Regions from separate parts of the Homo sapiens genome. Here all the other regions are linked to region 1. Evidence: chromatin loops called from intact Hi-C (ENCODE). Cell type or tissue: endothelial cell of umbilical vein. All regions are shown on one strand. Each heading gives the region's core, and the rest is flanking DNA. Links, peaks and the distances in the headings are about the cores only. Region 1 has its middle 9.3 kb from the start of KSR1. Region 2 has its middle 52 kb from the start of LINC03146. Region 3 overlaps KSR1 (kinase suppressor of ras 1).

Evidence for each region. A loop is a pair of places that touch in the nucleus more often than their neighbours do. Peaks named below come from ENCODE experiments on the same cell type or tissue, not always from the same donor. Only the 100,000 strongest peaks of a DNase experiment are listed, where the experiment ranks them.
Region 2: a loop joins it to region 1, with 7 times the contacts of the local background. A loop is called at or near these places in 18 of 110 quality-filtered maps.
Region 3: a loop joins it to region 1, with 7 times the contacts of the local background. A loop is called at or near these places in 30 of 110 quality-filtered maps.

Annotation. Positions count from the first base shown.
Region 1 is chr17:27,441,746-27,452,522 of GRCh38, reverse strand. No RefSeq gene overlaps it. Among named protein-coding and RNA genes, the nearest start is that of KSR1, 9.3 kb to the left of the region's middle. In endothelial cell of umbilical vein, for the core only: no CTCF peak of the experiment used is centred there; a DNase peak (open chromatin) is centred at 5,612; H3K27ac peaks cover 2,069 bases.
Region 2 is chr17:27,378,956-27,389,732 of GRCh38, reverse strand. No RefSeq gene overlaps it. Among named protein-coding and RNA genes, the nearest start is that of LINC03146, 52 kb to the right of the region's middle. In endothelial cell of umbilical vein, for the core only: no CTCF peak of the experiment used is centred there; DNase peaks (open chromatin) are centred at 5,302 and 6,632; H3K27ac peaks cover 3,036 bases.
Region 3 is chr17:27,553,139-27,563,915 of GRCh38, reverse strand. All of the region lies in intron 2 of KSR1 (kinase suppressor of ras 1), which reads right to left. Among named protein-coding and RNA genes, the nearest start is that of LGALS9, 73 kb to the left of the region's middle. In endothelial cell of umbilical vein, for the core only: a CTCF peak has its summit at 4,144; a DNase peak (open chromatin) is centred at 3,655; H3K4me3 peaks cover 926 bases; H3K27ac peaks cover 2,306 bases.

The DNA of each region.
Region 1 (10,777 bases), core at 3,528-8,527:
TCGGGTCCCTTCATTGCTTTTCCGAGCTTGTCTGCATCCAAACACCAACAGCAGCGGTGGGAGCATTTTCATGCACAGGCCCAAGAAACATGAAGAGGACACTTAGCATGCGCCAGGCTCTGGGGTAGGCTCAAAGCGAAGGAAGCCGAGTCCTTATCCCTGTGGAACATACATGAAGGGAAGGACAGGAAATGAATGTCAACAAATATATTACCAAAATAAACTGAGAATCATAAGTGCTACGCAGAAGAAGAAGAAAGCAAATAGCCGAGAGTCTCTGGTGGCTAAGGTACTTCACTAGGTGAAGTGGACAGAGAATTATTATCTGACCATTGAACTAAGATGTAAATAAGGAAAAGCAAGCCATGTGGAATGTTCCAGGAAAGGAGCACTCCAGGCAGTGGGAACATCATGTGCAAAGGCCCTGAGGTAGGAGCAGCTTGGCATACTCCAGGAACAAAGTGAAGGCCAGAGAAGCCATAGCAAGATGAGGGAGAGGAGCAAGGGCTGGAGATGATGTGGGAGAGCTATGCAGGGGCCAGATAAAGTGGGACATGGGAAGGAAGTTTGGGTTTTTCTCCAAGCCTTTGTTACTCCTAATGCGGTCCAGGAGCAGCAGCAACTGTATGGCCTGGGAGCTTATTAGAAACGCAGTCTTGAGCCCAACCCCAGATAACTGAATCACAAACTGCATCTTAGCAAAATTCCCACATGACCCAAAAATAGATTAAATTTTTAGAAACACGGTACTCTAAGAAAGTCACGTTCTTTTCAGGTGGAGAGTTTTAAAGATCCCTCAGGCTGCCACATGGAGAGCCAATGGTAGGGAGGCAAGGGCACAGCCATGGCTCTGGTTTTGAGACAGCTGCGGTGGCCCAGGCCAGGTGGGGAGCAGGAACCGGGTGAGAGTGGAGGAGAGGGAGGAAATAGAGGGGATAGAGGACATGTTTTGGAGACAGAGTCAACAGGACAAGCAGATGGATTTAATGTCGAAGGAGGAAAAGAAGAATTCCGGCCATCCTGACCGTGTAGCCTCCACTCCTCCAAAGACGCCAAAGGGCACTTTGGGAAGAGCCCTATCCTGCAGCCAGGTGTAACCACACCCTCAGGTGCCAAACCCACTCTCCCCTACCCACCCCTGCCCCGCCACTCCTAGCATCATCTCAGGACTCAGTAGGTTTCTGTTAGAGCCTGAAGCTCTAGAGTTTATGGTTCGTGGATTTCACCTTCAGTTAAATCAGTCAAGAAATGCACGGAGCCACCCTGGAGATATACATTCTTTTTATTGTTATGATGTACACCTGTGCACATTCATTCATTCATTCAACAAATATCTACTGAACCCCCAATATGTGCTCAGCACTGTGCCCAACTCTAGGGATACGGCAGTAAACAGTAGATTGTGTTCTAGTTTATAGAAGAACTTTCCATCTATTTCAGCTCACAGTAAACTGTGTTGTCTTCCTAAGGCTAGAAAGGGTGCTTAAGGTGGGTGCTTTCTCCCAGCTAGAAAACACCATGGGTTCCTTGTTGGCCTCAGAGTGAAGTATGAATTCTTGAACCAGGGCTACAAGGTCCTGTGTTCCCGGGCCCTGCTGATGTCTCCAAGCTTATCTGCTACCCAAGGCTGTTTTGAGTGAATGTCCCGGTTTGAAGAATCGATGAAAATAAAAAGCCTCTCTCTAGAAAAAAAAAAAAAGACACCCACAACTGAGATCAAATGTCTGGGGGTTTGTGGACCATCTCCTTGAGGCTGTTCATGAACCCCAGGCCTATAGACAATCTTGTCTCTGCCTTTAACTCAACAATCTTGGTCACACCATGGAGTTTCATGTCATGATGTCTTTGCTCAGGCTATCACTTCTGCCTGCAGTCCTTCCTCTCCAGCTCCATATGTAAATTTCTACTAATCCTGGAAGTCTAACTCACATGCACCCCACCTCTTCTCCCATAACAGGAGTAATCTCTCTAACTTCCATGTTCCCTTAAAACTTTGCACAACGACTTATGTTTTATTATTTCCCTACCTGATTCTTTCCCTATCTGGATAGTGAGTCTCCTTGGACTCAGATAGACCCAATATGACCTTGGCAAATTTTTCAGCTCTCTGAGTTTTATTTCCTCATTTGTAAAAATGAGCGTAATAATCCTCCCCCCATTACTTGAGCCCAGGAGTTCGAGACAACGCTGGACAACATGGTGAGACCCTGTCTCTACAAAATAAAAATGAAAATAAATAAAAAATAATCCCTCCCCTCAGGGTGGCTGAGAGAGGTAAAGAAAATAAAGCAAATAGGACTGGCATGCAGTAGTGCTTAACACATGTTTGAATAAACAAATGAGGGAGGGAATGCAGTTTACAGGAGAAGAAACCAGGCCTTCTGTCTAGAGATCTGACTCCCGTGTGCCCGTCCTAGAAGACACATTACTACCACCTGTGCAGTGCAGTCAGAACCAGGCTGTGGATCAGGCTGTAAGGAGAAACAAAGTTGAAAAATGGCCTGATTTGGCCTAAAACTGAAGCCACCCAAGTTGTTGTGGGCTTTTTCAGGCAACCTGGCAAGAGACAGAACTGCTCTGGGAGACGTAGGGAGAAACGTCCTGGGAAGGCCAGGAGGGGATGTGGGTGCCCTCTTTTCATTCAGTTACTTTCTGAGCCATTTCTCCTCCTCTGCTTTCAAAACCCTTGCCCAGCTGATACCATCAGGGTACACCCTGTGCTCCCTCACTTGCTGTTTCTTGCAGTCTTCTCCCAATCACTTCAACTCAGTTATCACAGGCTCTAGCTCCCCCTCCATGCCATGCTTCATCAGAGCCTCCAATCCTCTTTCAGTATCACCTTTTTCACTGTCACCCACTCATGTGCTTGCTTCCCTTCTAACCCCGAGTAGATCCCACGCTCCACCATGACTGTCACTCCCCGGCTGAAACCCTCAATAAACCTGCCCCTCTCTGTCCATCACGTAAACCTGGCTAAGTCCCAACTCTTCCAAAACCTAACCCTCACCTTCTTCAGGCCGGTGCCAGAGCAGCTGCAGGTGCTGGAGAAAAGCGCACAGCACTGTTGACGGGTTGCTCTTTAAATTCATGATCCAGCCAGGTGCACGGCTCACGCCTGTAATTCCAGCACTTTGGGAGGCCAAGGAGGGCGGATCACCTGAGGTCAGGAGTTCAAGACCAGCCTGACCAACATGGAGAAACCCCGTTTCTACTAAAAATACAAAAATTAGCTGGGCATGGTAGCAGACGTCTGTAATCCCAGCTACTGAGGAGGCTGAGACAGGGGAATCTCTTAAACCCGGGAGGCAGAGGCTGCAGTGAGCTGAGATTGTGCCACTGCTCTCCAGCCTGGGCAACAAGAGCGAGACTCTGTCTCAAAAAATAATAATAACAAAATAAAAATAAATAAGTAAATTTGTGACCACAAACCTCAAATTGGCATTCCTCATACCTGGCAATCCCACCAACCTTTCCTAGAAAGTTTTCCAGTTCCCTGAGATGGCTGTTTCATACTGTCTTCTATCTGCACAAACTCCCCTGCACTCCTCAGCTGATGGGCATGGCTCGCCCTCCTTTGAGAAACTCAAAGCCCTCAGGCCAGATCTATCAACCCTCCTGCCCCTGCGCCCAGGCTTCCTGCCTTTCCTCCTGCAACCGCCGAAGAGGCATCCTGCTGGAGTCTAAGGCAATGTCTATCTGCTGGGACTGTGGATCCCAGGCCCTCGAGCAGGCTCAAGGCCTTTGATCCAGTGAGTATCCTGCTTTTCTCTGCATCATCATTTTCTCCCTTTCTGCTCTGTTATTCTTTTTTTTTTTTTTTGAGACAGAGTCTTGCTGTGTCACCCAGGCTGGAGTGCAGTGGTGCTATCTTGGCTCACTGCAACCTCCGCCTCCCAGACTCAAGCAATTCTCCTGCCTCAGCCTCTCGAGTAGCTAGGATTACAAGCATGTTGCCATCATGCCTGGCTAATTGTATTTTTAGTAGAGATGGGGTTTCACCATGTTGGCCAGGCTGGTCTCAAACTTCCGGCCTCAAGCGACCTGCCCACCTCAGCCTCCCAAAATGCTGGGATTACAGGCATAAACCACTGCACCCAGCCATCTGCCCTGTTATTCTGATTTGCACACAAACATATTCTAGTATCTCCCTTAAGGGAGGGAGGGAAGGAAGGAAGGGAGGGAGGGAGGGAGGGACCACTCTATCAGTTAGGGTCCTGGCAGAAATCAGGATTCTCTCAGTTGGTTCAACTGATTCAAAGAGGCTACTAACAAAGTTAAGGGAACAAACAAGGATGTTGCAGCACCCAGAGACAAATGAAGGTTTGTAGGGTGACAACTCCTGGCCCAGAAAGGACCAAGGGAAGAAATAGCATTCCAGGAGCCATTGAGAAAAGGGCAGCCTGGAAGGAACTGCAGGCATGGAGGGGGACACAGCTCCTGCCCGAGACAGGGCACTGAAGCAGAGAGGGATGGGCAGAACACCTGCTCTCTCTTTCCTCCAGCCTTCAGTTCTCCTGCCTTTGCTTCCCCTTGGCTGAACCCATATGGAAGTGTTCTAACCAGAAGAGCCCCAGTAATGCAGTGCAAAAGGGTCTCTCTCCCCCGGGGCCCAGAGTGGGACCCAAATGGACAGTGAATGGACCTTGGATGGGATAATGGCCAGCACACCTTCCCTCATCCCCAAATCCCCTTCCAGCTTCTGCCCTTTCTCTGCTTACGTTTATAGCAAGACGTCTTGGAAGAGTTGTCTGTGCTTGGCCGGGCACAGTGGCTCACATCTGTAATCCCAACACTTTGGGAGACCAAGGCAGGAGGATCTCTTGAGCCCAGGAGTTCAAGATCAGCCTGGGCAACATGGCAAAACCCCATCTCTACAAAAAAATACAAAAATTAGCCAGGCATGGTGGCATGTGCCTGTGGTCCCAGCTACTTGGGAGACTGAGGCAGGAGACCACTTGAGCCTGGTAAGTTGAGGCTGCAATGAGCCACGTTCATGCCACTGCACTCCAGCCCAGGTGACAGAGTGAGACCCTGTCTCAAAACAAACAAAAAAAACCAACACAAAAAAAGAAGTTCCACTGTTTTACTTTTGCAAGACTGAATTTCCTCATAGGCACCTAAATATTCTACTGGGTCTTTTAAAGGAAACTTCCTTTCCTATTAAATTTATAGTCACATATATTACACATATATGTGAAATATGAACAGAGGATCTGGCAACCTGGATTTGGGAGTTGATGAGGTCTCGTATTATTGACATATAATTCCATAAAGTGAAGACTCAGAATGAGGTCATCTCTTTGCCCCCTCTGGTTCCAGCCTCCATGAGGCAGCAGCATGAAGAATGGTTTAAAGGCCAGGGCTGCAGAAGCGGAAATTGTTTAAATTTCATTTCTAACCCTCCTTTGCAATGTGACCTTAACCAAGTCACTTTATCTCTCTGAGCCTCAGGGTTCTTATCTGAAAATTGCCTGAGTAGGGTTGTCACAGAGATTAAGTGAGCAATACACAGAAAGCCCCCAGCCTCTGAGCCCTGCATGAGTAAGCACACTGGAACAGTGCCAATCATTTCCATAGCTAGGATATTATTTTCCAGAAGCTTCCCAATGATCACAGGCTACAGAAAGAGGTGATGCACACAGATTGGGGCAGTGAGTTGAGGGCTGGCAGCTGTTTCTGGCAGGTTGTTTGGAAGGGGATGAGGAGTGACTAGAAATGAAGGATGACGTAATGTCCTTTCCAGGGTCAAAGCATTGAAGGGATTATGGCATCTATTCCCACAAATATGAGTCAAAATAAAAATAACACTAAAAACCACAAAACACGAAATCTAAATGTATGGTGAAATGAAAACAGTCTCTTTCTAGATGTTCCGATTGCACCATTCCAGATAAATTCATTGAAGCCGAATTCATGTTTTCAATGCCCTTGCTCTGTTGCCTGCCTGCAGGAAATGCAGCAAGTGTTTGAGTCCAGGAACAAAAATTCCTGGGATCTGAATGCCATGAGATACTTTCACATCTGTGATATAAGTCATGATGATGATCATTCATTGATTGAGTTGATTTTCTGTTGTACCATTGTTTTTTAAACTCTTTGAAGTCCTTTCACCTATATCAGCTTGCTTGAATGCCACAGTGGTAGTCAAAAGGTAATCAGTATTAGCTCAGTGGGTTTTATTCATAGAATAACCAGAAACATAGCCTAGACCTCTTTGACATCAGTTGAGCCATCTGAGCCGATTATGATTCCTGCCAGGACCCTAACTGATAGAGAGGTCCGCTCCCTCCCTCCTCCCTCCCTCTCTCTCCCCGCCTCTTTCTTTCTTTCCTTCCTTCCTTCCTTCCCTCCTTCCTTCCTTCCTCCCATCCTTCCTCCCTTCCTCTGTCTTGCCTTCCTTCTTTCTTTCTTGAAGGGAGATACTAGAACATGTTTGTGTGCAAATGAGAATAAAAGGGATAAAATGGTAGTGCAGAGAAAAGCAGGATACTCGCTGAAATGGAGGCCTCGAATCTGCTCGAGTCGTGGGATCCAGAGTCCGAGCAGAAGGTGCTCCAATCACAAGCCAATTGACCTTGAAATCGCTCTTTGCCTGGAGACCACCACCACTTTCACTCCTACATAGCGATATACCACTCAGGACTCAGAAGTCACCTCTTCTTGGAAACCCTCCCTCACCTCCAGGCTGGCCCAGCTCATTTCTTCCAAGCCACCAAAGTCTCCCATGCTTGTCCTCAGTGTCAGGGGACACTCCTGCCTCAAAACTCTCTGCTTTCTTACTCTTGCACTGGCCTGTGAGCTCTTTGCAGAAAGGGCCCCACTCACATATCACAGTGCTCCAAAAAGCTTGCGGTTCATCATTGAATTGAGTGGGTCAATTTAACACAGAGATCTTTCACAAGCTGGATTTAATATCCTGGGAGGACCCATTTTATGGTAAGTAGAGGCAACACTAATCTCGTCCCCGGTAGGAGACAAAGATCCCTCTGCCGCCATCACGCACCCATGAACACAACACATATTATGATAACCATGGTGCCTGAAATTCCACCATTCAAGAATCGTTTCTTGTCTTCTGACATTCTTGTTCCCCTGGACAGGTGGGACTGGAGTGATGTGGGTGGGTGGTTAAGTGCCTAGGCGGGGAGGGGTAAACTAAAGACACTAGGGCTTATGATGATTGCCCTTCCTGCAGCTATGCTCCCCATTTCATGGAGATTGAAATGCCTCATCTGTTCCCTGTGCCCTGGGCATCTGAGAGGAATGCTTAGTTGCTCAGTATCTAGGTTCCTTATGCCAAAGTTTTGGTGACACCGTTCTTATTATTTTTTTCTTTAAAATTGTTGCCCAGGCACAGTGGCTCATGCCTGTAATCCCAGCACTTTGGGATGCCTAGGTGGGAGGATCACTTGAGCCCAGGAGTTCGAGACCCTTGGGCAACATGGTGAAACCCCATCTCTACTAAAAATACAAAAAATTAGCCGGGCGTGGTGGTGCATGCTTATGGTCCCCATTACTCAGGAGGCTGAGGTGGCAGGATGCCTTGAGCTGGGAGGTGGAGGTTGCAGTGAGCCAAGATCATGCCACTGCACTCTAGCCTGGGCAACAAGAGTGAAACTCCGTCTCAAAAAAGAAAAAAAAAGTTGTATTGGCCAGCCTCAGTGTTGCAAACCTGTAATGCCAGCACTTTGGGAGGCCAAGGCGGCAAATCACTTGAGCTCGGGAGTTGAAGACCAGCCTGAGTACCATGATGAAACCCCATCTCTACCAAAAATATAAAAAATTAGCCAGGCGTGGTGGTGCCCGCCTGTGGTCCCAGCTACTCAGGAGGCTGAGGCAGGAGGTGGAGGTTGCAGTGAGCAGAGATCGCACCACTGTGCTACAGCCTGAGCAACACAGTGAGACCCAATCTGAAAAATAAAAAATAATTAATAAATAAGACAGAGGTTGTCTAAAACTTTTGTTAAGTTCTATTGTTCAATCCTTGCTTCATGAACATTAAATTAAATTAAGAAATAAAGTCATATTGTACTTTTTCTGCCTTTGAATGTCATAGACAGTCAATGCCAGTGAGAGGCTGGGTGTGATGTGACTCAACAGGACATCCCAAGCCGCAGTTCCTGAAGGGATAGCAATGGTGCCATGAGGGAGGGGTTGTGGTGTCTACGTTTCTGTCAGTGGGGGAAATCTGCTCTCAGCCCCCACACCAGTGGGGAAGCTTCCCTCTCTACCAAAGGGAGTGGAATAAAAGAACATGCTGGGCCTGGTGGCTCATGCCTACACTTTGGAAGGCCGAGGAGGGTGGATCAATTGAGATCAGGAGTTCGAGACCAGCCTGAACAACATGGTGAAACTCCATCTCTACTAAAAATACAAAATTAGCTGAGCGTGGGGGTGCACAACTGTAATCCTAGCTACTCCAGAGGGTGAGGCAGGAGAATCGCCTGAACGCAGGAGGCAGAGGTTGCAGTGAGCCGAGATCATGCCATTGCACTCCACCCTGGGCGACAAGAGTGAAACTGTCTCAAAAAAAACAAAAACAAAAAAACAAAAACAAACAAACAAACAAACAAACAAAAATGCATATCCCAGAATGGCAGTCCCAGGAGAATTCCCAAGGAGAAGGCAAAAAAACTGAGCAGGAAACAGGGAGGGCCAGAAAGCTGCAGGGCAACCTCCCCAGAGAGAGGGTCCCGCTCCTCTCCCATTCCTTCCCCACCCATCTGGGCAGACCTTATCCCATCTCAGCATGGAGCTCCAACAGCCCCGAGCACCCCTGCTCACCGTGACCCACTCTTCACACTGCACCCAGAGCGCTCTCTCTACCCACGAGTGTCTAGTGCCTCCCTCTTCAACCTTCCAGACTCTGTCCTCCCCCATCGTTGTGGATGGAAACAAGACAGGGCCAGACAGGGCCAGCTGCATGGGCCTATGACCTGTGCAGTCACAGAGGGCCCTGGTGCTAAGGGCCCCACACTTGGTTTAATGCTCTGCTATAACTGCCTTTACATTCCTCATGACACATGACCAAGAGATCCACATTTGCTTTTTCAGTGGGGTCTGCAAATTATGTAGCTAGACCTGGTACACAGCCTCACCCACTGGGGATTAATATTTAAGTCCAGGCTTCGAGGCTCAGGAGTATGAAGTCACATTTCTGTTTAATAGAAGAATTACCAGACTCGAAATTCTCACCTCCTTAACCACAGTCTTCAGCCAGGCCCTATCCCTGAGGGTCTCTGGGCCTTCAGGGCCTCCCTTTTGGAAGCCAAGTCTGTTGCACAAACCTGCTGGCTTGGTGATGTGTCTTGGCCAGCCTGATGGTGCCAGGCTGTGGGCAGTAGTCTTCCCCCTGAGCAGCTGGCATCCTACAGTGCCCAGGCCACCTGGCTGAGGTGGGCTCCAAGTTTCTCTGTAGATGCTCTCACCTGATAACTAAGGCCAGCAGGCAAGGTCTGACAATTCTTTAGAAGGTTTAGAGAAGATTCTCATTTTTAGCTAACACGCACTGAGCAGCTCCTACGTGCAAGGCACTGCTCTAAGCACTTTTAGTGCACATTCCAGGAACCTCACCATCATGCTATGAGGGAAGTACTATTAATGACTACTGCCTAGTTATTACAAGGAAACTAACGTTCAGGAAGATTAACTACACCTCACTGGCCACTCCTCGTCTTCCTGCTGGGTTTACCTCATTGTCTAACCTCTAAGTGCAGATGCCCCGGGCAGGCCTCAATTCTCTCCTCCTTTCAGTCCACCCTCTCACCCCTGTTGGCCTTCTGCCACCTCACCCATCCACCTAATCTATCAAATGACTCTGAACTCCAGATTCCACCTGCCTTTCAGCATCTCCACAGGGATTTCTAACAGACAAGCTCAAACTCCGTGCATCCACAACAGAGCTCCTGATCCCCCATCCCCAACTTCCTGGCTTCTGTAGCCTTCCCCCATCTTAGACACTTGCTTGACCAAAACCACTGGAATCATTCTTAATTCTTCACTACCCGAAATCTAATTCATTAGCAAATCCTGTCAGCAAGACTTTAAAAATATGTGCACACACAAAAAAATTATATGCAGATGCTCCTCTACTTATGATGGGGTTACATCCCAACAAACCCATCGTACGCTGAAAATAATCAGGTTAAAAATACATTTAGTGCACAACCTATGAAACATCATAGCTTAGCCTAGCCTACTTTAAATGTGCTCAGAACACATACATTAGCCTACAGTTGGGCCACATCATCTAACACATACTTGTCTTATAATAAAGTGGTGAATATCTCACGTAATTTATAGAATATTGTACTGAAAGTGAAAAACAGAATGTTTTATTCTTTTTTTGTTTTTGTTTTTGTTTTTGTTTTGAGACGAAGTCTCGCTCTGTTGCCCATGCTGGAGTGCAGCGGCATAATCTCAGCTCACAGCAACCTCCCAACCTCTGCCTCCCGGGTTCAAGCGATTCTCCTGCCTCAGCCTCCTGAGTAGCTGGGACTGCAGGTGCCACTATGCCCAGCTAATTTTTTATATTTTTAGTAGAGACAGTGTTTCACTGTGCTAGCCAGGATTTGTTGTTGTTGTTGTTGTTGTTGTTGTTGTTGTGTGTGTGGTGTTTTTTTTTTTTAAGACAGAGTTTCGCTCTTGTTGCCCAGGCTGGAGTGCAATGGCATGATCTCGGCTCACCACAACCTCCGTCTCCCAGGTTCAAGTGATTATCCCGTCTCAGCCTCCTGAGTAGCTAGGATTACAGGAATGCACTACCATGCCCAGCTTA
Region 2 (10,777 bases), core at 2,562-7,561, 62 kb after region 1:
GCATCATGGCGCGGGGGTAGTCCCATTTCATGAGGCCCAAGGGGAGAATCAAGGCTATGGGAAGAGCTCACAGAAATCAGAAATCAGTACAATAGAAGGAAGGGCTTCCTGAGTGCCACATTGTCTAGCAATAAAATGGGAGGTAGTGGCCAGGCATGGTGACTCATACCTGTAATACCAGCACTTTGGGGGGCCGAGGCCAGTGGATCACTTGAGGTCAGGAGTTCGAGACCAACCTGGCCAACATGGTGAAACCCCATCCCTACTAAAAATACAAAAATTAGCCAGGCGTGACAGCACATGCCTGTAGTCCCAGCTACTCGGGAGGCTGAAGAGGGAGAATCGCTTGAACCCAGGAGGTAGAGTTTACAGTGAGCTGAGATTGTGCCACTTTGCTCCCACTTGGGCAGCAGAGTGAGACTCCATCTCAAAAGAAAGAAAGAAAAGAAAGAAAGGAAGAAAGAGAAAGAAAGAAAGGAAGGAAGGAAGGAAAAGAAAAGAAATACTAAGATGACTTTCAAAAAAGAAAGAAAGAAAGAAATGGGAGGTAGTACACTCCCTGGCACTGGACAGCATCCCTCAGATCACCTGAGGAGAGTGAGAACAGATTCAACCATCGGAGTCCCTTCTAACCTTGCCGGTCTTCAGTTTGGATTTCTCCAGCAGCCTTGTTGAGGGAGAAGAGCAGGATTTACTTCTTTTCCACATGGGGAAAGCTAAGGCCCAGAAAAACTGAACACTGCACCCAAGGTCACGCAGAAAAGGAGGAGAATTGGGAACAAAACCCATGTCTGCTCTTCCCCAAGCTCCAGAGTTTCCCATCTGGTTTCCCAACTGGTTTCCCAGCCTGCGCTATTCTTGACTGGCTCCCTTGGCCAGGACAGAGGGTACCTACAGGACGGGCACAGTACTGCCTGCTGGTTCCCAGGTGAGGCTGGTACATGAAAGGCCTGTCCTCGCTGCCCAGGTGCTCAGCACGGCCATCAGGTCGTTGTCGGCCACATGCACAGATAAATGGGGGTGAAGATTTGCTACACACTTACCCAGCCCTGGCTCTGTGCCTGTCAGGAGGGAATGTCATCGTGCAGGACACTTACCCTGACTATGGCACTCTTGACAAAAAAACCCCTTTGGCTTCACTGTTGGTGGGTAGTTCTTCAGGGTCCACTGGAGAACCTTGTCCTCCAGGCCACCAGGGGGACCCAGTTGGCCTGGTTTACATCTTTGTTTTCCAAAGTTTCTTAAAACACCAATCCTTCCAAAAAAACTCCTTGAGGAAAGGCTTTTTTTTTTTTTTTTTTGGTAACAGTTCTATTGAGATAAATTTACATACCATACAATTTACACATTTAAAGTGTGCAATTCAATGGTCTTTAGTATAGTTACAGAGTTACGCAACCATCAGCACAATCAATTTTAGAACATTTTCATTACCCACAAAAGGAGCCCATATCTTATAGCTGTCATCCTCCAAAACCCTCTCATCCCTTCCTCTCAGGCAGCCCCAGGCAACCACAGTTCTACTTTCTGTTTCTACAGATTTTTGTATTCTGTGCATTTCTTTTTTTTTTTTTTTTTTTTTTTGAGACTGAGTCTTGCACTGTCGCCCAGGCTGGAGTGCAGTGGTGCGATCTTGGTTCACTGCAAGCTCTGCCTCAAGGGTTCACGCCATTCTCCTGCCTCAGCCTCCCGAGTAGCTGGGACTATAGGTGTCCACCACCATACCCGGCTAATTTTTTGTATTTTTAGTAGAGACAGGGTTTCACTATGTTAGCCAGGATGGTCTCGATCTCCTGATCTCGTGATCCGCCCGCCTTGGCTTCCCAAAGTGCTGGGATTACAGGCGTGAGCCACCGCGCCCAGCTGTGCATTTCATATCAATAGAATCCTATGTGATATTCTGTGTGTGGCTTCTTCCCCTCCGGGTAGTGTTTGCAGGATTCACTCATATTGTAGCATGTGTCAGTACTTTGTTCTTTTTTATAATCAAAGACTATATCAGGGCTGAGCACAGTGGCTCACGCCTGTAATCTCAGCACATTGGGAGGCCAAAGCAGGGAGATCACTTGAAGCCAGGAGTTCGAGGCCAGCTTGGTCAACATGGTGAAACTCCATCTCTACTAAAAATACACATACAAAAAAAAGTTAGCCTGGCGTGGTGGCATACGCCTGTAATTCCAGCTACTCAGGAGGCTGAGGCATGAGAATCGCTTGAACCTGGGAGGCAGAGGTTGCAGTGAGCTGAGATCAGGCCGCTGCACTCCAGCCTGGGCAACAGAGTGAGACTCTGTCTCAAAAAAGAAAGAAAGAAAAAGAAGCAAGACTGTGACAAAAAAATAAAAATAATAAAAATAAATAAATAAAGTGTCCAGGTTAGGCCAGGTGCAGTGGCTCATGCCTGTAATCCCAAATCTTTGTGAGGCGGAGGCAAGAGGATCACTTGAGTCCAGGAGTTTGAGAGCAGCCTGGGCAACATATTGAGACCTCATCTCTACAAAAAAATAAGAAAATTAGCTAGGCATGGTGGTGCTTGCTTGTAGTCCCAGGTATTTGAGAGGATGAGGCAGGATCGCTTGAGCCCAAGAGTTGGAGGCTGCAGTGAGCCCTGATTGCACTATTGCACCCCAGCCTGGGTAACAGAGAGAAACCCTGTCTCAAAAATAAAATAAAATAAAATAAAAAGTGTGCATGTTACACAACTAATAACAGGTTCAACCCAGGCTGGCTAACTGCAGAGTCGTGCTCTAAACCCTGAGCTGGAGCGCAAGGAACCCTCAGTACAGTGGCCATGCCTCCTTGTTCCTGTTGCCCGGGCTGACTGCCCCAGTTGGCTGTAGTCAGAATCTGCTCCCAATCAGCCAACCTGTGCAAGAGCAGGGCTGGCCTACCTGGAGTGGTGATGTGGCCGACAGAGGATGCCCTCAGTGGGTGAGTGACAGTGGCCCACACCCTGCATCTCTTCTGAGTCTCCTCCCTACAACCCCTCTGCTTTGGCAGCACTAAGAGCTTTCAACCTCTTCTTCATCACTTGCTTCCTGTGGACAGGGACAGGCCAGATCACATGCCATCTGGTATCCAGGCTGCGAGAGCCAGAGAAGGCCTCCTCCATCCTCACCAGGCTGGAGGGTACAAACAAAAACCTCCCTTCCACTCAGGGCCACTCTGGGGCTATGCTTTCTGTGGTGGCCAAGCCTGAGTCTAACTATTACCGAGACCAATTATTAATAGCAAATATTTAGTGGGACTTCCCTGAGTGACAGGCATTGTGCTTAGTGGGCTCCACACAGCATGTCTGTTAGCCCTTACCACGGTGCGCCCACCACAGCACGTCCGCATTTGCAGACAAAACACTGAGACTTGATGCGCTGAGCGAGTCACCCAAGATCACCTGGTTAGCACCCAGCAAGAGCAGGCCCATCTCTTGACTGTTGGGCAGTTCCCTGGACTCCCCCCAAGGGGAGCTTCCTGGCCCTGAATCCCCAGGGGCTTAGGTAAGGATGGGAGGGGCTCTTCCCTCTGATGGGGGCACATCAAGACAGATAGAGCCCAGGAGAGAATCTCAGGGCTCTTCCCACCCACAGGAATGGGAAGGACACTATCTCTGTGCCTGGCAAGATGGTAGGCACTTAATATATCTAACCCCATCATTCAATAGTAGCAATAACCCTGCTGGAAGGAATATAGACTTTGCTCGGGGTCCTGAGCAAATTGACCCAACATCCTCTGGCTGGGTGGTGCTAACATGGCTGAAAGCCAGAGGCACAGCAACCGATGGAGTCAGAGTCAGGTGCAGCTCCAAGCACTGTTCTGTTTACCTATCCAGCATCCCTTTTCCCTTTCTCCTTCAACAGACCCCATCCTCTCAGCCACAGGGAGGTCATGTGACCCAAGTTGAGTCAATCAAAGGGCCTCATTTTCTAGCTTCAGTGTCACCAAGGGAGGGGCACATGACCCAAGCTGGGCCAATCAGAGTTCTTCTCCATGAGTTTTCAAATTGAAGCAGGGGGAGACACTCTTTTTCCTCTTTGGCTATAAAGCTCTGAGGAAGTAAGCCCAGAGCTCCTGGAGACATATTTTCTTCCAGTGAAGAAGCCAGTCCCAAGGAATGAAGGTGTATCACCTGGAAACTGAATTGAGCCATGAGTAACAGAAGCCTGACCACAGTGGCTTTTCGCATGAAGAGAACTTCAGAAACAGGCAGTTGCTCGTGTTGGTTCAGTGTCAGGGCTAAGTTCTTTGGGATTCTCTTAGCCCAAGATGATTATCTTAGCCTCAAAATGGCTGCCCCAGCACCAGTCCTCAAGCCTACCTTCCAGGCAGAAAGATGAGGGAAGAGGCAGGGGTCAGCCCTTTAAAGAGCATCCTAGAAGCCCCACTCAAAGATTTCCATTTCTAGCTCATTGGCCATTCCCATGTGCAGGGAAATCTGTGAAACACACCTCACCATCCCTTAACAATAGAGGGGTTCTGTTGTTAAGGAGGAAGGGGAGAGTGCTTGCTGGGTGGTGTTTAAATCTTGCCTATTCTGCATAGTTCTGTGGGCCAACAAATGCATCTTTTTTCAAGCTGGCTTGAATTGGGTTTCTGTCACCTGCCACCAGGGAACCCCTGATCAGCAGCAGATAACCTATGTCAGAGACCCCCCTGCCTCCTCTGGCTTTCAGCTCAGGATTTCTCTCACAAAACCCCTTGCTGCTTCAAGCAGAAACTTTTGGCATCAATTTCACCCTTACTCATGATTGGATTCACAGCAGTCTCTAATTTCCCAGTCGACTCATTTCCCACCCTGGTAGAAGGTCCAAATTGGGCCTTGTTCCCAGCAAGAGTGAGGCTGGGGGAACTGCACAATGTCACAGGCAGGCTCATTAGAGAAGAGCCCAGGAAACAGAGTGCAGACCTGGAGGGCCAGCTCACCCAATCCCCCATTTGGGAGATACGTAAAAACTGAGACCTGGAGAAGGGACTTCAATTTGCCCAGGGCCACAAAACTGTCTCCACACCCTCATATTGATCCTCGGTGGAAGCCCCAGGAGGCTTGGATAGGGAGGTCCAAGGTGCCTGTCCAGCCTTGCGGCCCCAGGGGATACCTACTCATCCAGCAGGAACTCTGAGAGTCCTCCTGCTGGAAGGACTTAGAGAAAAAGGGAGAGAGAATGAAATGACTCTCCCGTGACTAGCTGGCAGTTGCCATTGATAGCTCGCCTGGGGATTGGCAGGACCCAGTGCTGGGCCTCCTGCCCAGCTCCCTGAAGGGTAGGAAATGAGTTGGCATGCAAATCGGGAGTCCACTGTTATCCCAGGCATGAGTAAGGGCAAAACAGCTGCCAAAACAAGGTTGCTTCTGCTCAAAGTAGCAAGGAGGTTTGTGAGGGAAGCCTGCACTGAGACCAGAGCCGGGACTCCTTACTTACCTCACTGCTGTCTGGCTCTGCGACCTTCAACAACCCGCTTAACCTCCTGGGGCTTGGAAATTCCACACATCACCTCGGACAGCTGCGTTTCTTTGCTTGTTCATTCATTCAGCCAATGAACATTCCTTAGCATCTGCTTCCTTAGGAAGGGACATATGGTGGGAAGAGTTAAGGCTTTGCAGTCATAGACCTGAATTCAAAGTTAAATGATTTTGGGCAAGTCATTTAACCTCTGTGTGCCTCAGTTTCCTCATCTGCAAAATGGGGTAAGAATACTTCCTTCACATGGTGGATTTAAGAATCAAGTTAAACTAGACAACATAAGGGTCTCTAATAAGTGCCAAACACAGCAGTTGTCAGTAGTCTGATGGTGATGATGATGACGGTGATGATGGTAATAATGATCTGTAAAGCCCAAGCCAGTGCCTAAAGCATAAAAGATGTTCAAGAAGTTGTAGTTACTGACTGGGCATGGCAGCTCACACCTGTAATCACAGCACTTTGGGAGGCCAAGGCAGGTGAATCACTTGAGGCCAGGAGTTTGAGACCAGCCTGGCCAAAATGGAGAAACCCCATCTCTACTGAAAATAAAAAAAATTAGCTGGGCGCAGTGGTGCATACCTATAATTTCAGCTGCTCCGGAGTCTGAGGCAGGAGAATCGCTTGAACCCAGAAGGTGGAGGTTGCAGTGAGCCAAGATTGTGGCACTGCATTCCGGTCTGGGCAACAAAGTAAGACCCTGTCTTTATTAAAAAAAAAAAAAAAAAAAAAAGGCCGGGTGCAGTGGCTCACCCCTGTAATCCCAGCACTTTGGGAGGCCAAGGCGGGCCAATCACCTGAGGTTGGGAGTTTGAGACCAGTCTGACCAACATGGAGAAACCCTGTCTCTACTAAAAATACAAAATTAGCTGGGCGTGGTGGTGCACGCCTGCAATCCCAGCTACTAGGGAGGCTGAGGCAGGAGAATTGCTTAGACCTGGGAGGTGGAGGTTGCGGTGAGCCGAGATCGCACCATTGCACTCCAGCCTGGGCAACAAGAGCAAAAGTCCATCTCAAAAAAAAAAAAAAAAAGAAAGAAAAAAAAAAGAAGTTGTAGCTACGGTTACTGTGTTACTGTTGATGTCAGCAATCATAACACAACAAAGTGCTTAACACGCTTCCTGATGTAGCAGATGCTCAAGATGTGGTGGCTATTGATGCCTTTATTTCAGTGATGGCATCATGACCTGCCCAGTGCCCAACACGGAGTTGATGCTCAATGCATGTGAGTTTCCTTCCCTTCAGCAGAGGTCTCAGAGCACCCTAACCTTTGCAAAGGATCCATTGACATCTAGAATGGAGTTAGGTACCCTTGGGTACCCACAGCAGGGTGCGTGTGAATCCCAGGGTCCCATGGAGGCTTCCCCTGCAGGGTAGTTCACAACCCAGCTCTCTCTCACAGCTGTTGCTGGAGGAGACAGATCTTTCCAGCAAACCATAAGCCTGGTACCAGACCAGCCACTATCCCCCCACCCCCAATCCATGTTTCCCAGCCCAGGACCAAGCTGGATTCTGCTCTCCCTGCCCAACTTTTATATTCCCAGCTACTTATAACACTGGCTGAAAGCAGCCTGTGTCTGAGGCTAAATGGGTGGTGAGAAATCTGGCCTCCCAATCACATGCGAAGCCCCTGGCACCCATCAGAGCATCTCATCTTCCAAAGCATCCCTCTAGCTTTTTTTCTCTGTGCCTGGCTCTCTCTCAAGCATCGGTAGCTCATTTCTGGTCTGGAGCTCGGGCCATGTGGTTCAGGGAGAGGTCATTTCATCTATCCAGATAGCTCTGTTTTGCAGTCACCTAGACCATAGAGTCCTAGCCTGTTGGTGGCCCCAATGTGCTGTGCTTCTCTTTCAAACCCTCACTAGTACTAAGGGGCAAGGTGGCCCTGACTGTCTGCAGGGAAGTGGAGGAGAAGATGAGGAGGAATGTCCAATAGCATGGAGACAGGGAGGAGGAGGGCACGGTGCTGTCTGTAGAGTGCAGAGAGTGGGACGGGAGAACCAGAAGCCACTGCAATGTGGTGAGGGGCAGGAGCTGATGCTGGAATCCCACATCTGCCACTTCCTAGCTGTGTGCCCTTGGGCAAGTTACTTAACCTCTCTGAGTTTCCATTTATTCCTCTGTAAAAGACAGAAAATAAGTCCCACTGTAGAGTCATTGTCAGGACTGAGAAACCGTTTGAGGAGCTCCAGCAGCACAGTGCCTGGCATGCAATTGCTGCGTCTGCTGTCTTCCTTTTACCTCCCCTAAACTCGGATCCCTGGACCGCAGAAGGCTAAAAGATCCAAATCCACTGCTCCCTTGCTTTCCCCAGGATTTGCCATTCAGAAAAGAGATCAACTTGAGGAAGACAGCCTTAGCTTCAAGTTCAGCTGACTGGCAGTTGAGTCTCACCTAAACTGCCTGATTTTTAAAATTTGTCTATTTTTTGAGATAGGATCTTGCTTGGTTGCCCAAGCTGGTGTGCAGCGGTGCAATCTCGGCTAACTGCAGCCTCCAACTCCCAGGCTCCAGCAATCCTCCCATCTCAGCTTCCCGAGTAACTGGAACTACAGGTGCTGGCCACCACGCCTGGCTAATATTTTTATTTTCATTTTTGTAGGACAGGTTCTCCCCATGTTGCCCAGGCTGGTTGAACTACTGGGCTCTAGCAATCCTCCTGCCTGGGCCTCCCAAAGTGCTGGGACCATAGGCGCAGGCCACCACGCCTGGCTCTAAATTGCCTGATTTAGAGCTGGTCTCTGTCCAGGACAGCGGCAGTCCCAGCTTGAGCATGCATGGCGCAGAACCTTTGGCTCATCAGAAGGGGGGACGGGGGAGAGGCTGGCTAGAGGATCACAGGAGAGAATGTGTCTGAGGCCCAGGCCTGATGCAGGGACCTCCTGCCGGCTGGTGAGATACGGCCTCCAAGGCGCTTTGTGGCAACACCAGGGCATGGCCTAGGTGAAGGCCAACAGGCCCTCCCCACAGGGCTGGAACAGGAAGGGAGAGAAGTGGTGACCCAAGAGGCCCCCAAGAGGCTCAACCGGGGCGGGGGAGGGCCAGAAATCACCGAGGGGCGTGGTGAGCAGAGCAGGAGCCGCTGCCGCCACCAGGGGGCGAGGGCCTAGGGAATCCTGCTCGCTGCCCTCACAGCGTCCCCTTGCGGCTGGGCGGCTGCCAGTGCTGCTGGCCACCGCCGAGGGCTAGAAGTCCCCGTTCCCATGACACTCAGAAGATGAAGGGACTGTGCGGGTGCGTGTGTGTGCATGTAAATCGGGGAGAGGAACTGGATTTAATATTTACTCCCAATCCGCAGGTTTGATGTTCCCGGCTCTCCTTAGGGACCCCCACTGGCCTCGAGCTCTTCGCAGGAAGGGTGGTATCTAGCTTGTTCACTGTGGTCCCCCAGGGTTCAGCACGCAGCCTCGAATGCTCAGGAATGAATGGATGAATGGCTGAATAAATGATGAAAGAGGACAGCTTTCAGGGACAGCCTGCCAGGTGTGGGCAGAGAAACGAACCTGAGAAGTCCGCCATCCCCCTGGCTCCCCACGTCAGGGCAAGCAACAGCTTATGATGCTACAGGCTGCTCCGTGCAGGGTGAGGAGCATCCCCGCTCTGCTACCTACAAGCTGGGTGACCTCGGGCTCTTCATTTACCCTCTCTGAGCCTTGTGACACCATCTAAAAACAGAGACCATAAGACTGTCTAGAAGGAGGTTGTTTTTCTGTTTTTTTAATTAAACATGTGAGGCGGGTGAAAGGGCATCATGTGGTCACTGCTCACTACACGGACATTTCCTTGGCCAGGCGGGGTTGGGTGGGCAGAGGGTCCCCTCCCCCAGCACCCTGACCGGCGTCCTCTTTCTGTCGCAGCGCCCTGCCAGCTCTCCAAGCCCGTCGTGCTGTGCTGTCCGCTGCCTGCTGGCCCACGGCCAGACCAAAACCAGAGACGCCGGCTCCGGCCAGCAGCAGCCACTCCCCTCTTCCTCCTTTGCATTCCCCACGCCGCCCCCTGCTCCCAGCCTCTACTCCTTTCTTTCTTTCTTCAGTGGCTTCTCCGCCTCTCTTTGTGTTCCTTCTAGAAATCGTTCCAGCCTGCTGGAGAAAAATAAAACAGAAATCTCCTCCTCATCCACCTTCTGTGATGGCAGTACTCACAGCTCCTCCTCTTGGGCCCCCTGGCCTCTGAGAGCCACCCACACCCACCCTGCGCCCAGGCCCTGCACCCGAAGCTCCCCCGGTGAGGAACATGGGCATTCAACAGAAGAAAAATACCATTGATTTTGGAAGCAGAGCTCAGGGGAGCTGGGCTGCACTCCCAGCTCTGCACAGATCTCAGATGGGAGCTGAATCTCTCTGGGCTTGGGTTTCTTTCCCCGAAAAACATGGACCACTCTAGGCTCCTGTGCTACTCCATTTGACATGACAGCAGCCCCAGCTTAATAAGGCTGGCATCCCAAGAGGACCAGCCTCTCAAACAGTGTCCTGGGCTCAGGCCCCTGATGTACCCTCCTCTTGGAAAAATATCTGATGGAGCATCCCACTGTGAGTACTCCCCTACCTCAGAGTAGGAAAAACCCCTGAGGTCTCATTTATTGACTGCTTACTGGAGGTCAGTCACCGTTCTTTGAGCTTCATGTGAAATATCTCATTTAATCTTCACCACCATTTTTTGAGGTCAATACTATTGTTTCCCCCATTTTACAGATAAGGAAACTGGAACGACCTGTCCAAGATCACATATATATCAGAGGCAGGATTTGAACACAGGTATTTTTAACTTCAAAGCCGAGGCACTTTAATCATCATCCTTTCACAGGAGAGACAATGCACAAAAGGCAATAAATAAAACTTCTTCCTAAATCTGGATGGATTTTATGCAAAGAGAAAAGTCAGAGTAAGTAGTTCTGGGACTTTTGACAAATAAGAGATGGAAGACAGATCCACATAATAAAAAGTATGTGGGGTTGGGGGCGGAGGAGACTGGTGTTGCTTAGTCCTGGGTTGGAATACCCGTTCAATTTGCTAGCTGAGTGGCCACAGGTCAGTGACGTTACCTTTCTATGACTTGGGTTGGGGGATTTCTCTTCCACGAGAACTAAGATCCTACTGAATTGACCATCCCACAGATAGAAAGTGTTGACAAAATACAAAAACAAAACAAAACGAAAAAGCAAAACAAACCCAAAACCAACGCGAGGCACTGAAGAGTGAATAAAAGCAAGTAGGCCCTGGCTGGGAGTCAACACTTGGAAGAAGGGCATGACATATGGTGAGTTATCTGTTTTTCTGGCTTTGATCTTGAAGGTGCGCTGCAGTCAGCAGAGCACACTTGGGGAACCT
Region 3 (10,777 bases), core at 2,123-7,122, 110 kb before region 1:
TGCTAAAAGGAAAGAGCATGCTGAGATAAAGCGGCAGGTATAGCAGGCCTCTAAGCTTAGACAAGGTGGCCTCTCTGAAGAGCTGACCTCTAAGTCCCGGTCAGAGGATGAGATGGCACTAGCCACAAGGGTACAGCAACTTCCAGGCAGAGGAAACAGAACATACAAAGGCCCTGGGCTAAGACAGGAAACCATCTGATGCGTTCTCCTGCCAGTGGCAGAGTGCAGAAAGGCAGGAGATGACGTGGAAGAAGGTGGCAGATACTGAATACTTAAGGGGCCTCAAAGGTAGGTGAAGGGTTTGGATTTTGTGCTAAGCGTAACAAGACACTGACAGAATATTTAACTCAGAACTATCTAGCCAGGCTCGGTGGCTCGTGCCTGTAATCCCCACACTTTGGGAGGCCAAGTGGGAGGATCACTTGAAGCCAGGAGTTTGAGACCAGCTTGGGGCAACAGAGTGAGACCCAATCTCAACTAAAAAATAAAAACATAGCTGGGCACAGTGGTGCATACCTGTAGTCCTAGCTACTGGGGAGGAGGAGAATAACTTGAGTCCGGGAGTTGAACGCTGCAGTGGGCCATGATTGCACCACTACACTCCAGCCTGGGCAGCAAAAAAACAGAAAAGGAAAATGGAAAGGAAAGGAAACAGGAAAGGAGAAAGGAAAAAGAGAAAGTAAGAAAGTAACATAACCGGATTTGCTAAAACCACTGTTAGCTCACGAAGAATGAAATCAAGAGGGTAAAGAGTGGATATAGGGAGCGAATGGGGAAACTGCAACAGTCCGAGGACTAGTCAGGACCAGGGAGGTGGCAGTGATGGAAAAGAGATGCAAAAGGACTTGAGACCCATACTTGGACATAGAGCCAGTAGGATTTGCTAGCTGATTCCACGTGGGCATTGAGGAAGCACAATGAGTCAGAAACGACTCCCAGGTTTCCAGCAAGAGCAGCTAAGACAGTAAGCAGGCTCAGAGAAGTCAAGGGACCTGTCCAAGGTCACAATGCTGGCAAGTGGCAAAGGAAGAATTTTGTCAAAATTTTGTCTGCCTCCAAGGCCATTTACTTCCAGAGGTGACACTCAAACAATTTTGTTTCCCAATCCTGTGGCCTCCCCCAAAGGTACATAGCTAGGAGCAGGGGCCACTGAAATTTATGTGCTATTTTTTTAAAAGAAGGGTAATAAGAGATTGCTGCTTTATAATATTTAAAACAGTGCAGTGTTGACATAAATGTTTCCCAATGATATCTGGCCATAGTCAGATCTGTTCTAGAGCAATCTTGCCTTTGAGGTGGTCCTAGGAGGAGGAGGGAACACACACAAGCTGACCACTCAGGAGCCAGGTAGTCCCCAGAGGGGGCTCAGGCACACACTACACCAAAGCCATCTCATGGCAGGGCTATAGGCACACAGTCCTGCTCAAGTTCTGTGGCCGACAGAAGCCTGAGGCAGTTTCGGAGCCCTGGGATTCAGCAGGCCACCGGCAGCCACCTCGTCTTCACCCTCCCCAGAGATCCTTGTAACGCAACCTTCACTGGCCCAGGTGAGAGCTCCTGAGACGCCTTGGGCCAAGAGACCAAAATTCTTTGGATAATGTTATTTGAATCCAATCATTCAACAAGAAAACCCACCACATGCCAGGCACTGGGGATAGAGCTGTGAATGAAATAGCCAGGTCCCTGCCAACATGGTGCTTCTAGTCTAGTCAGTTTTCACTGGACTGGGCAGCCCAGAAATCCAAAGGATTGATCAAAAACACCAAGCAAGGCCGGGCCTGGTGGCTCATGCCTGTAATCCCAGCACTTTGGGAGGCCATGGCGGGCAGATCACTTGAGGACTAGAGTTCAAGACTAGCCTGGCCAACATGGAAAAAACCCGTCTCTACTAAAAATACAAAAATTAGCCGGGTGTGGTGGCATGTTCCTGTGGTCTCAGCTACTCAGGAGGCTGAGGCACAAGAATCACTTGAACCCGGGAGGTGGAGGTTGCAGTGAGCCAAGATTGCGTCACTCTACTCCAGCCTGGGCGACAGAGCGAGACTCTGCCACAAACAAACAACAGACAAACAAACAAACACCAAGCAGTACAGGACTAAGCAGGACATTCATGCTCATGATTTTTCAGATTTCATGAAACCAGGGGAACCCCCACCCTGAAAAGTGGGTACCTTTGGCTCAAGATAAGAAAAATTAATGACTTCATCTATTGGAGAAAGTGATGTCTGCCAGTTCCAGAAGGACAGGAACTCATGTTCAGTGGCTAGAACAGTGCCGAGCACACAACAGGTGCTAAATACACACTGAGTGAGTGAATAAATAACTGAATGGAAGTAGGACCTCAGCTCTGTACCTGACCATGCTTCATCCCTTCCCCGCTCCTTGGGGCCAGCAGTCAGCTACGCACCCTAGTTATTTGCAGACGTGTGCATCACACTAGCTGTAAGCATCCAGGACAGACTATTTTGCTCATCAATTAATCCTCTGTGATAATTAATCAAGGTACCAGGTAAAAGGTAAGTGATCAATGGGTGCATATGAGTAACGAGTGAATGTAAAGGAAAGAAGAAATGAGGGGGGAAGAGAGAGACACACGTGCACACACACAAAGGCAGGCAGTCAATTCATTTACACAACTACATATCATACAGTAGCCCCAAAACTGTGCTATTCTGGGTAAGATATTAGATGACAAAATTGTGTATGAGAAGGAAGTACAAGGACCTGGGTTTGAATCTTCATCCTGCCATCAGCTTGCAGGGGATCATCAGATCTCCCTGTCTCCTGTCCCAGGGATAAGGATGAAACAGGATGACATCTATACAATGCTGGCCTTGTAGCTTGCCCCTTCCTTCCATGCTCCAACTTCAGCTCCTCTCCTGACTGGCCAGGTGATACAGGCATGCCAGTCCACCACTTGCCACCATTTCCCCATCCTAAGTGGAGAGCTGTGTGGCCCAGCCCCCACTGGGCTGGTACCAAGGCAGCCCTGTGCTGCTGGGCTGACACATTGGCACAGATCCCTCCAGGAGGCTGGGTGAGGGTGTGTGCTGCTTCCTGGGGAGGCTCCCAGTTGCCAAAGAGCAAGGTTGTAAGAACAGCTGGGCCTCTGGCTCTCAAAGAGAGAGTATGGGGCCGACAGGAGGAGGGGTGGGAAGGAGAGGCTAGGAATGAGGGCCATAGTCATGCCGACTCAAGCTGCACCCCAGGAGCCAAATGCGGGTTCGCTTTCCTGGTTAGGTCTCACACATCCTACTGCCTCATACAGCCTACATTCCTGGTGTCCACACAGAGCTCTGGCCACCCCCAGCCACTGGGAAACCAAAATGGTGGCAGGAGTAAGGCAGCTTTGTCCCCCATCTCTGGGAGAAGGCCTCATCTTAAACACAGGAACGCAAGGGTAGAGGAGAGCGGAAAGAGAAACATGTCCAGTCAGGATCACAACAAAAATCCCCTTACCAGATCCGCCTGCATCTTCAGTTCAGGAACCACCAGCAGTAAGAGCTTATTCAGGGGAACCTGTGGCTTTCACCCTGGAATCCCAGACTCTGCAGCACCCACCTCTCCCAGCTAGAACTGCTCAGGCAGCGCTTGCCACTTCCTTTCAACAACTTCCAACCGGGAAATTGCTAAAGAAAAAAAAAATGGCTCCATGCCAGCAGGCTCTGAAATCATTTCCCCAGCTGCTGCCAGAATATGAAGCTGAGACTTTTAGACGTAACTTGTGGGACAGGGGGCCGCTTGAAACAGCCATAGTGTGCAAATCCAAATGACTGGGAGCGGGGCAGGGCCCCGCCTCTGAGCTCCCTCCCATCTCATTTCCTATCCCCGACCCTTCCACCCTCCAGCCACGTGGGAGGCAGCGCTCCTCACCCCGTCACTCTCAGCCCATCCCCATGTGAATGCAGCCTTCTTGCTAGTTTTATTTTCCTTTAAACAATTCTAATGTTCATTTGGAATTCCTGCCCCTCTCTCACACACACTTCCAATATCCCCTAAGAGGAGCCCCAACCCCTACACTGCACACAGGGAGAGCTGCAGGAATCCACCCCGGCTCCCCGCCAGCCTCCTCACAGACTCCTCCTCACGCGCTTCACAAGCGCTCTGATTTCCTCATCCTCAGGGTCTCTGCAGATATTCTTCCCTCCGCCTGGTGTGCTCTTGCCTTCCCGGACATCCGTCTTTCCCTGACTACCCAGGATGAGTTGGCCCACTGGCTCCAACAGATCCCATCCCGGAGCCATCAGGGCATCTGGGGCTCTCACTTCCTGTTTCACCCCAGTCTGTGTGCTCCTGGGGCAGAGGAAGGTGTCTTCAGCATCCCAGCTCTCACCACAGGGCCCTGGTCAATGCAGTCATAGCCAGATGTCTATTCAAATTAAAATTCATTACGATAAAACAAAACACGAATTTCAGTTTCTCAGCTGCACTATACACATTTCAAGTGTCCCCAAGCCACATATGGCTAAGGGCTGCCACACTGAATGGACAATACAGAAGGTTTTGAACAGCGCTGCTCTAGATGAAGATCTAGTGGTTGGGCAAACACATGCAGGCATTGCCCAAGTTCTGTCTCCAACATCTACAGACAGGGAAGGGACGAGGAACCAAAGGTCAGGCATGCAGCGCCGCAGCAGGCTCGGAGCCGCAGAGGGCTGGCATCTGACTCAGGTGGGAACAGAAAGAAACCCACGCAGGGCCACCTCAGCCACACCAGGAACCTGGAAATGCAGCTGCCGTACTGTGTGACCACATCCATGTCTATCCCCTCTCTTCCTCTAGTAGAAAAGGCATTATTTCCTGGAAACTTTAAGACCGCAAACACTATCCAACCAAAAGACAAAATCTGAAATGGTATTTAGATAACCCTGCAGGGATGGCCCTTAGGAAAACAATATGGAAAAGGAAGGAGGAGATTACACACACAGACGGCTGCACACACAAACGATCCACGTATGTTTTCCTAAGGGAAAAATCAAAGTCCTAGTCATGAAGCCATGAAGAGTCAAGGTCAGCAGAGAACTCAAAGTGACTGAAGGGACAAATCCCACCACACAAAGTTCCCCCAGGAAGCCTCAGGGGGCAGCCCTGGGCAGATCATCTTCAGGCACTGACTGCAAAGATGCGGGGGTCCTTCAGCACTATCAGGTTAGCAAAAGGAAACAGAGAGACTTCACGGATTTTGTTCCCTTCCAAAGAAAAAAAAAAAAAACAAAAAACAGAAAGACAGACAGACAAATATTGAAAGAGTCCTGTTTTCAAGTCTGGCATCCCTGACCTCTATCCTGCAGTGACTTTGGTACATTCCTTCACCCAGTAAGTATTTGCCAGGGCCTCCATGTGCCAGGCGTTACAGCTGGGCACCTGGCCTCTTCTGGGCACGGGCTCTCATCTTCGTTCAGGTGCTGAGTCACCTGAACCACCAAGTTGCCTGATGTCACTGTGTGCGCATGTATGTGAGCAGGTGGGTATCCCTCAGACACAGGCATTCATATCATACCTTGATGAAACTGTATCTCTTACTACTCTACTGTTAAAGAAGGATAACATGAATTTTTATGGATAACACAGATGACGTTAAGACTGCAAACCTGCAAAATGATATCTATCATATGATCCCATTTCAGCAAACAAAAAAAAAAAAAAAGAGAGAGAAGGGAGTAAATTTGCACGTCATTTTAAGTGACTGTAAAATGCGTGAAGAGGTCTGGCAGGTGCACCCACTGACCTGTTAACAAGGTGTTATCCCCGCGAAGTGGAAGAGGAGGGCCTTTGCTTGCTTTCTAACACTTCTGTACTTGCTTGGTGTTGAAAAATTTAAAACTCCCATCTCTCAGTAACAATGGATAGCTGATCACATCTTGTGTGGGCTAAAGGAAAAAAAATGGGTGAAGACACACAAGGAAGCTTTGCCCAAAATCCATGGAAGAAAAGCCTGACTCGGGGGCACAGAATACAGGAGTAAAAACATCACCCCATGATCCGTGCGGCAGAGCTCCAACTGCTGCACACAAACATTACATAGGAGCCAGTGGGAAAAGCACATGATGAAATACCTCGAAGAGAGCATGGTATACAACTTACAGGAGGGCAGACACATCTGAGAGGCAAGGCAAAGCCACCATCTGGAGGGTTCAGGGGAAGGTACCACTCCACATGGTCTCTCCGAACCACCTCACCTGACAGAACTCCTTCTACTCTAGGCTTCTTTACTGTCCAGAAGCAGCAGCCATCTGAGGAAAGGACTTAAAAGGTCACTTAATCTGTCATTTCTCATATGGATAAACTGAGGCCCAGAGAGATGAAGTCACTTGCCCATGATCTCACATTGTGTAAAAGGCAGATAGGCCCATTCTAGATACCCATAGGATCTCAGGTCCTGCCTGGGTCAACCATGGCCACAGCCATGCAGGTCCATCCTGCTTCCACTGGACAGTGGTTCTGGGAGGCAGGGTTACCTCCCTGCAGTGCCCACCACAGTGGGCACCAGCAGCCAAGTGAGCGTGCTATGTCTAATTCTTGCCTGGAAAGAGGGGACAGATGCCATGACTTTCTGGCCTCCGCTATCCCCCCAGGACTCCTCCTGATGCTGGTGGTGTCTTTTGGTCCAACCTCTCTCACACGTACAGGGAACCATTCCTTCAGGGTGCCAATCTCTGCAGTCTGAGCTACCTTGGAGGAGACTTCTCTCCAGGCCAAACTTCAGGGTCAGGCAGAGAGGGGTCTAGCTCTAATATCCTCCAAACCAGACCAGCTGCCCCACAGAAATCCCCAAGGACCTATCCCCACCCCCTGGGCCAGGTTTCTGGAGATCTTGTTGGGTTTTAGGTCCCTCCCGAAGCTTGACAAAGGGAAGTCCCTTTCCCCACAGACCTGGATCAGGCTGTCCCATGGGGCCACTGGCAGGACCTTGGCACTCCTCCCCCTCCATGTGAGCCAAGCTGTCCTGTTGGCCCTTTAGGGGCTCTCTAGTTTCCTAAACAACAGGAGGGCTAAGGCACTAAGTCAGGACAGCCAGGGAGAAAATACAACTTTGCTTCTAGCCTCCAAGGCACCAGGCCAGTCTGGACATAGCAGAGGCCACACCAACCCATGAAGGCCTGGGCACCCTAGAGGGATTCCTGAGGCAGGACTAGGGCAGGCTGGAATCTGGGCCCTGCACCACACTGACCATTCAACACACCCAGGGACCCTGTTCCCTCCTCTGACTCTGAGTCTTCTTCTGTGGGCATGGCCCTACGCAATTTCTTAGGAAACATACAGGGACAGGAACAGGGATGAGCTGGGGGTCTTAACTACTGCCCAGCCAAGTACAAGTTTAGAAAAGGTATATGTGCAGTTTACTGTCTGGTCCAGGTACACCTGGAATGAGAGTCTCATTAAAAAGTTGAGCAGGCCAGGCACGGTGGCTCATGTCTGTAATTCCAGGACTTTGGGAGGCTGAGGCAGGAGGATCACTTGAGCCCAGGAGTTCAAGATCAGCCTGGGCAACATAGAGAGATCCTGTGTCTACAAAAAAATTAAAATATATATATAGCCAGGTGCAGTGGTGCGCACATCTGCAGTCCCAGCTACTTGGGAAGTGAGGCGGGAGGATCGCTTGAGCCCAGGACATTGAAGCTGCAATGAGCCAGGATCGCATCACTGCACTCCAGCCTGGGCAACAGAGCGAGACCCTGTCTCAAAATATATAAATAAATAAATAACCGTTGAAGAAAAAGACTGCTTTTATTGTATTTTAAAAGACACTTTGGAAACATTCACTAAAATCCAGCCTAGCAAGTTCACTTCTAGGTTTTTTTCCCTGTAGAAATACACAGGTGCACAAAGATGTTCTTGGTAGCAGTGTTTGTAACCATGGAAATACAGGTCTTTAAGGGGAAAGAGCAGGTTCCTGAACCAAACGTCTGGCCTGATCTCATGTGTACAAAAGAGACAACACGCAGAGGAATGTGAGGGCCAGAAAATGTTCAGAAAGATGAGCAGGCTTCAGGGAAATGGGATGCAGCAATTTTCTTTCACTTTATCTCCTTTGTTTCATTTTACCCCCTACAATAAACACATCTCTTCTAATAAAACCAATGGTTCATTTGAGAAGATGAAAACGTTCCAGTGGTGACAGTCACAAAACAGTGTGAAAGTATTTAATGTCATTGAACTGTAAACTTAGAAATGATTAAAATGGTAAATTACGTTATACGTATTTCACCACAGTTTTAAAAAATAAAAATAATAAAATCAAAACAAAGCAGAGCGAATAACTCACCAGGCTCCCTGGGGAAATAACTGATTCTAGAAGTGGGGTTAGTAAAAAACAGAGGGGGCTGAAGCATACTGTAGTGTCAGAAAGCAAAGGAAGTGCTACACACGGAAGTGCTACACACACACACACACACACACACACGCCAAACAAAACTGAAGGATGGGCAATGTCACAGAGTGCAGGAACAAACCTGCAAGAACTCCCAATGGCCAAAGCTGGAAGAACTTGAGAAACAAAATAAATCATGTAGTATTGGATTAGAACCCAATGTGTAAAAGAAAAAGACATGAGCCTATACTGATATAAATGACTGAATGAATAAATAAACGGAGGAGAAAAGACAACTCTTTCCTACAGAAAAGTTCCAAATAATCTGTGTAGATACACCCCCAGAGGAGATGGAGCTTAACCCACCTACCCCTCATACCCCCCAATCCTAAGGGAGGGCTCACTTCCAAAAAACAAAGTAGTGTCAACGTCATGAAATTAAGGGAAGACTGAGAAACTGTCACAGAGCAGAGGAAACTGGGGAGACATGATAAATCAAAATAATGTAAACCATGCGGTGCCCTGGATTGATCCCAGAAAAGAGAGAGGACAGTAAAGGAAAAACTGGTCAAACCTACATAGTCTGGAGTTGCGTTCATTGTAATATACCAGTGTCATTTCCTCAGTTTTGACAAAGGCACTGTGGTCACGACAACGTTAATGATGGGGAAACTGGGTGAGGGGTACATACGAGAACTCTCTGTACATCCCTGCAACTTTTCTGTAAATCTAAAATTATTCCGAAATAAAAAGTTTATTTAAGAAAATAAACAATGGTTTAGAACAGTGGTCCCCAACCTTTTTGGCACCAGGAACTGGTTTCATGGAAGATAATTTTTCCAGGGACAGGGAGCGGGGGATGGTTTCCAGAGGATTAAAGTGCATTACATTTATCATGCACTTTATTCTATTACATTGTAATATATAATGAAATAATTATACAACTCACCATAATGTAGAATCAGTGAGAGCCCTGAGCTTGTTTTCCTGCAACTAGACAGTCCAATCTGGGGGTGATGGGAGACAGTGACAGATCATCAGGCATTAGATTCTCACAAGGAGCACATAACCTAGATCCCTCGCGTGTGCAGTTCACAACAGGGTTTGTGCTCCTGTGAGAATCTAATGCTGCTGCTGATCTGACAGCTGGCGGAACTCAGGCGGTAATGCGAGCAATGGGGAGCAACTGTAAACACGTTCCTCCTGCTGTGTGGCCCAGTTCCTAAGAGGCCAAGTGGACCGGTACCTGTCAGTGGCCTGGGGGATGGGTCCCCTGTTTTAGATGACAACCCACGTATGCCTAGCGTTCCATTGTTGGAATGCTAAGCACATGGGAGTTATTTATATCCTACTGCTCAAGGTCATTGCCAAGGTCTGACCGCAAAAATTCAAAAAACTGCAACCTCTGGCATAAATGGGTTAAGAAGTCAAAAGATTCTCTGACAGACGTGGGTTTTTAATGCATGACAGACATGGGTTTGGAACTCTGGCTTCTGAATACTGCACCTATTTTTGATGGGCAGAACTTACAGAGCCAATTCCCACTGAAAGCACACAGAATCCATCAGGGCCAGGGTAGGGGTCAGGGGCAGCAGTGGGTATCGAGTCAGAGTCCGAAGAACTGTCTGGGTTAAGAAACAGAATAAAATAGACCCACACCCCTGGGGCCAGCCCTTGCAGCTGAAGCCCTGGAGAGCTGCTCTAACTCAGGGTTCCCCCATCACTAGGCTTCCACACATGTACAAGGAGAAACTCTCAGAGGTAGAACTGAACCAAGGTAGCCCTCTCCCCAGTCTGTAGGAGCTGAAGCTGGGTTTACTAAAGGAAATAGCCTTTTCTTTCTGGGCTTTAGAATACTCTGGCTATAGCCCAGGAACTGACATGAGATTTGGGAGGAAGAAAAAGAGAAATCTTGAGAAGGGGTTTCTGGAGAGTCTGGGGAAGATGGAATGACAGCAGCTAATGGTTCCTTGTGGTTCTTAAAGCCCAGGAAGAAAGCTGCCAGGCCCAGGTACCTCCAGCAGGCTCCTGCAGCCCAGTCTGCCCTCCTGCTCCCCATCCACTCCAGCCTCACTTCCTCCTGGCCCTGCTGGTGAGGACACCCTTGGTACCAACTGGGGGGACGGAAGGAGGACACTTGGCCCAGCTCTGTCAGGCTGGTGTGCCGCCCTCTCTGTCCTAAGCTCTGGGCTGACTCCCGCTATCTCTCTTGATTCAGAAAACTGCCTCTAGTCAGCCATTCCCAGCCTTCCTTCACTCCCCAGGAGGCTGTTGAGAGCTGCCGTATGTGCAGGCCTCTCTAGCTGCCTCTGCTGGGTCTGGCTCTCACCTGGGATTAACAGCAGCTGAGGGTAAGAGAGAGGTGGGAAATTGTTAATTTTTCCTCCTCCACCCCCGCACTTGACTTTCACAACTGCCTGTGCCAGCAAGCAGCACATGGGTTATTCCCATTTCACAAGAGGAGGA